2 separate regions of the Mus musculus genome follow, and region 1 is linked to region 2. Evidence: chromatin loops called from intact Hi-C (ENCODE). Cell type or tissue: left cerebral cortex. All regions are shown on one strand. Each heading gives the region's core, and the rest is flanking DNA. Links, peaks and the distances in the headings are about the cores only.

Region 1 (2,927 bases), core at 148-2,647, 47 kb after region 2:
TACACACACCACACACACACACACACACACATACACACACACACACACATCCTTGCACCAGTATTTGAACAAGTAACTTTTGTGAGGTGGTCACACAATTGCTTTTCCATAGTGCTATGTTAATCATTTCAGGCATCAGGTTTTGCATATAGCATGTGCCAGCTACCTTTATAAATACTGGCTGGAGCCTCCTGTGCTTCTGAGAGTTCACATTCTGACAGGTAGAAGTCTGCACACAAAAGGTTACTGTTCATGTCTTGCACTGTTAAAACAGCCACATTGTGCATTTTGTAGTTATATATGAAATCAGTACCTGACTGAAATTATTTTTCAAAGCCAATAACATTCTACATGACTCTTATAGCCATCTACTGATGTGTTTATAAGTATCTGACATTCAATTTGGATTTGTTCCAGACATTGTGAAGCTGTCTTGAGTGTGTGAAGAAGCAGCCTTTGCTGTGAAGACTTAGAAAGCACAGGCTAAAGCAGCATAGTTTGCTAGTACTGGGACCATTTCATTTGTGTGTTATGATTTTATCTGTGGTTATTTTTAATATCCACAAATAATGTGTTTCTGATTCTGTGGTGTTCAACATCCGACATACAGATAGATGTCTTCCAATTTTGATAAAACATGATTAAGTTAAATTAAGAACCTTTAGTTACTCATACTAAAAAGCATGTGTCACCTATGTCTTGCATGTCACACTTTGTAAGAACTTATTGTCACAATATCCTAATTATTTCTAACCTTAGCTTTCTTTATTTTTTTGTTCTAATCTTTTGAAAATCTGTAACTTGAAAAGAAAAATTTTGCGCTAATGTTTGATTTCCTGATTCATAAATTAATATTTCTATGTGTGAATACATATAATTTATCTTCCCTTCTATAGTGCTCTTCTGCAAAATAATAAGCTGATACTTACAAGTATATGATGGTGGGGTTTATACATACCATAAAGGCTTATTTGTGTGTTGCCTAGGAAGAGGTGTAGAGTTCTGAGATATTTTCTGTAACATATTTGACAACTAGATTTTGAATTCTGATGTATTATTAGTTTGAGCTGCCTGTATGTTAAAAAATGAAATTTACTTCTCATTAACACTGTTGCTGTGTTATTTTAAAAGCGAAGACAAATGTTTCTCTGGTTCCCTTCTTCATTATGCCTCCCTACCCCATCTCTTTCTGCACAGGGTGGGTATTGTGCACCCTCCTTCTCTCCTTGGCAGGGCTCCTTCCAGGGGATGCCACGGACTGTACCGCCGCACCGCAGACAGAGTGAGTCTGTGTCTCTCACTCCCATCCTGCTCTGGCTTCCCCTCCATGGTATTTCCCTGCTGCATGGCCCCTCCCTCTCCAATACCTTCTGCCCCTCCCAGTCATCTGCAGGCACCTGCTCCAGGAGCACTCCCGTGCTCTGCTCTCCTAACCTTTCCCTGACTGCATGCAAACAAGCCTCCACTGTGGCTTCCTGGAAGCCGCCAGAGGTTAATTTCACTGTAATGCTGTGGAAACCTTTCACTGGTGACCCTAGACCTGCTGGCATGCATCTGTCTTTAAGTAGATCTTACGAAGATCATGAAATGTATAAGATAAAATTACGTCTTACCTATTGACTTTTAAAATGCGCACAGACTTGATGGACAGATGCATACTGTTTAGGGGTCAGGCTTACTAGACCACTGCACACTTAAATATCTCCTCATCAAAGGCTTTACCTGTATTTAATTACCATCTAAAACTTTTAAAAAATTTCAAGGCCATTTTAAAACCACTAATGTCTTTTATAATTTGTTAGCTGCTTCACCTCATAGAAGCAGTGGCGTTGAATATGCATGGTTTACTAACACTTTTAATGATTCAGTTATTACAAGACCTGCCACACAGCTTGACTGCTTTAGATTATATATTTTACTGTACCTGGTAAGTTGACTGTATTTTATCTTTTTTTGAAAAGTCACCTACCCCCAAAAGCTAATATTAGTGAAAAAAAAGAGTCAATCAGAGCTAGTTCTACACCTTCTCCATGGTTTGTTCTGTGATTTCTACCATTTTTTCCCACTGGTTTTCCTTAAGTAAAGTATCAGGAGTCCTAAGGGAAATTTTAATCAATTTAGAATAAAATTTATTTTTTGAAAAATTATGTCTTTATTTATCAAAATTATAAATAAGCTGCATGAATTCCAGATTAAAATAAGGATTAGTTATATGATTTGGCTCTGGTAACCTCTCAGGAATGAGTGGGATATGTCTTTCTGTAGAGATTTTTTACAGGATGCTTGCAGCCATAGCTGTAGGGTCATTACATGCCCTTCAGTGTCTCTCACTGAGTTTGAGAGGTTCTTTTGGAAGAGAAATAGGTTTTAACTGCTATACTGAGACTCACTCCTGGGGATAGGTGTTACCATATGCTAGCAAAGCTATTTTTCTACTTCCTTTAGGTTGTGTGTGAGAGAGAGATGAAGGCCATGAAGTCATAGCAATGAACCCAATGTTTTTTTCAGAGACAGTTAAGAACAGGTCTTAGTTTTTTTCCTATACTAAATGAACATTCAACATGATAATACCGGTTTCTGCATTTACGTAGTTTTCCGTTCCCAGCACTCAGCTTTTACAGAGGTTGATTATACATAATAGGCAGGAGTTAAGGAGTATCTCTCTCATTGTAATGTTTCATTTTAAAGCTTCTTTCTGATACCTGCTTGAGCACTGACTAGAGTGTACTATGTTTATCATCAAGTACAGAGGCCAAGAGTGTGGCTGAGTCTTCAGAAGCAGCAGTTGGGTTTTTATTTTGAGTTGTAAGAGTGAGTGGTAGATGTTAGAAGTGGTAGATACAGTATGGAAGGTAGCCTGCAGTAAGCCCACAGTGGTAGGTACTGTATGGAAGGTAGCCTATAGAAAGCACACAGAGCGTGAGAGC
Region 2 (2,927 bases), core at 309-2,808:
TTATTTAGTATTTAGGAAAATGCTACAGTTATAGTTTTTGAACCAAATGCTGTTATAATAGATTGGATTATTAGAGCTTATATTTTAGAAATGAGAAATGACTGTGTTTTATAAATTCACGCTTTTTTCTTTCTTTTAAAATCATTTGAAGACAGGAGTGAATGTACAAAGCATACATCTGGAAACAACTTGATTTCACCGGATACGGATTACAGAGCTGGGTCTTCATTTGAACTCTCTCCGTCCGATAGCTCTGATGGAACGTACATGTGGGATGAAGAGGGCCTGGAGCCCATTGGGAGTGTCCATCCTGTTGGCAGCTATGAGTCCTCTGAAATGAACAGCATAGTATGTATGGATTTCTCTACCCTTTGGGAGATTTCTTTTTATTTCTTTATACAAACACATACAAATACACACATACATAATTTATTATAAAGGCATTAGTGTATTGGTTAAGTTAAGCTAAGAACGTGACATCTACAACACTTTTAGTTGCTGTATTGAGAAGTGCCCCTTGGTGAAGGGGTGTCAGGGATGGTGCTTAACATGCGCTTCCTACAGAAAGAGTGGTGGACTGATGGACCAGTTGATCCAGGACCAAGTATCTGGGTAGGCTGTGCTGATGGACTACCTACCATTCTGTCGCCAGTCCAGTGTGCCTTTAATACAGTGGGAGGTTTTGGCTTTTATTCTTAACAAAGTCTTTTGTAGGTCTGGGCGACTCTCTAGGACAGCTGCCTATAATGACCTAAGCTGCTTTGGCTTTGGGTTTGACCTTGTCTTTGAAGCCCTTATTACCAAGACAGAAGGAGACAGGACTGTCAGTCACACCCTTGCAGTATCTAATTTGGCCTGCAAGTGGCTCTGGTGTTTTCATTCACACTTGAAAATCAGTTTGTCTGTGGTCCCACATAAGTACTAAGGGGATAGGAAAATAATCTCCCTGTGTCTGGAAAGAGGGAACTACAAGTGCCACCACATATTAATGCATAGTTCTTTTATAAAACATTACAAGCAACTTAGATACAGACACGCTAATAAAATGCAACTGGTGTGGTTAAAATGGCTCAGGGTAATTATTTAGGTTATGAAATAGAAATACTCACAAATCAAATTGGTTTATAAATATATAACATTCTAACTGGCTTTCAGGCAGCAAAGCTTTCTATATCTATATAAGCCTGTGGCACGGAGAAACCAGATACTGTTATGAAAGGCTTTTAAGTTGCACAGACATAGGTATGTGCCATTTGTGGAGTATCTTCATCTGGCCAGAACAAGGTTACAGTTTATGACTTGACTGTGTTCTTTATTAGAATTTTGAAATGTACAATTGAAGTGCTTATCAACATTTTGTCCAGTAGATGGCAGCAGTGAGCCGCTTAGAACTTGCTATTTTTAGAGATTATTGCAACTGACAAAAGGCCCCCTCTACTGAGTTTATAATATACTTGGGTGACCATGGTGTTAAAATCCTTCAGTATATTCCTTGATTAATATGCTTGAGTATAGCAGATGAGAAGCAACCAGTCCATCTGCTATACTCTCTCTGTACTTTAGAAAAAATAGGGGCTCCTGATTTTTTTCTTTGTTGCTTTTTGAGTTAGGCTCCCTGTCCTATAAGCCTCTATGTAGACTAGACTCAGAGATCCGCTTGCCTCCCAGGTGCTGAGTGAAGGTGCACGCCACCACGCCCAGCTTTGATACTGCGCTTTTCTGATCCAAGGGAAAGGCAAAGTCCAAGAAAGGACGGGCTTACTGACAAAGGCACATTAAGATCCTCTTGGGAGTTTTGATGGAAGTTCACATGTTTTGCTTTGAATAATTCCAGCTTGCTTTGTTTTCATGACACATCACTTCACTGGTCTGCACTGAGCTGTTTTGTTTCCACTGATGAATTTGTCACCCCTTTTTGCCCAGATATCAGTATACTTTGCCAATTTTATTTGTATAGTTTTCTTCCCTTTACAGTAAACTCACTTCATCCTTAGCACATAATTTATTTAACTTTTTTGGTCTTTTTTAACTAAGGAGTTCATTTGTACTTGGCATTTTTGATGTACTACACTTTGACATCTTACTATTTTTACTTAAATTGTCTTTTCTTTTTTTCCATTTTTTTCTTTGCTAAAATAATTCTCACTAATATATGTAACATAACTGCAGATGAACGTTAGTGTGCTGTCCCTTTCCTTGGGCATTACAACTGACAACTCCAGTCTGGGTTCATATGAGGGAATTGCTCTAGATTGTGCATCAGTTGTCACTGCTGATATAATTTAGATGAACCTCCTCCCTAACCTTCCTGTTGTGAATTTATCCCAGGGTCTTGTGCACACTGTGTAAGTACTCCAGCACTGTGCAGTACCTACCCTGCAGTGAGCCTCTATTTCCTGCAACTGATACAGCTTTTAGAGTGAGACTTTGTTTTTGACGGACCGGAGTGTTAAAGACATGCACAAGTTCTTCTCTTGTCAAGGATAAACAGAGATTTGAGACTGGTTCCTTTAAAGTTAATAGCCAGAGTCTCAGCTGTTTATGTGCTTAGTAGTATTTATTGTATATAATTTATATTCAGTACAGTACATGAATTTACAAACATCCCAAGATATTTTTTGGAGTTGTCCAGTTTGTTATGAGGACTATTTCAGTCACTTCAGAAAATTCCCCCTCTGTTCCTTCCCTTGAGCCTCTTATTCCAAAGAAAGGTCACCTCTTAGCAAGAGACAGAGGAAGAGATGCTAAGAGGTGCTAGAAAGGCTTCCGTTACTCTGGATCACTTGTTCTGCTTTAAACTGGATATAAATGGAGCCACGCACATATTATTTTGTGTCTGGCTTTTAATGAGTTGTAGGGTTTTTTTGTATTATTGTCGGTCCATGTGTGCCCCTCCTCCATGATGAAGTAAACATTCTACCCTGAGC

Evidence for each region. Peaks named below come from ENCODE experiments on the same cell type or tissue, not always from the same donor. Only the 100,000 strongest peaks of a DNase experiment are listed, where the experiment ranks them.
Region 1: a loop joins it to region 2, with 2.2 times the contacts of the local background. A loop is called at or near these places in 10 of 42 quality-filtered maps.

Annotation. Positions count from the first base shown.
Region 1 is chr14:36,888,697-36,891,623 of GRCm38, reverse strand. It overlaps Ccser2 (coiled-coil serine rich 2), which reads left to right. Exons shown (of 11, transcript NM_027045.1): 10 at 1,198-1,282. Among named protein-coding and RNA genes, the nearest start is that of Ccser2, 79 kb to the left of the region's middle. In left cerebral cortex, for the core only: no CTCF peak of the experiment used is centred there; a DNase peak (open chromatin) is centred at 1,296.
Region 2 is chr14:36,936,005-36,938,931 of GRCm38, reverse strand. It overlaps Ccser2 (coiled-coil serine rich 2), which reads left to right. Exons shown (of 11, transcript NM_027045.1): 3 at 152-348. Among named protein-coding and RNA genes, the nearest start is that of Ccser2, 31 kb to the left of the region's middle. In left cerebral cortex, for the core only: CTCF peaks have their summits at 1,172 and 1,372 (motif pointing right); a DNase peak (open chromatin) is centred at 1,382.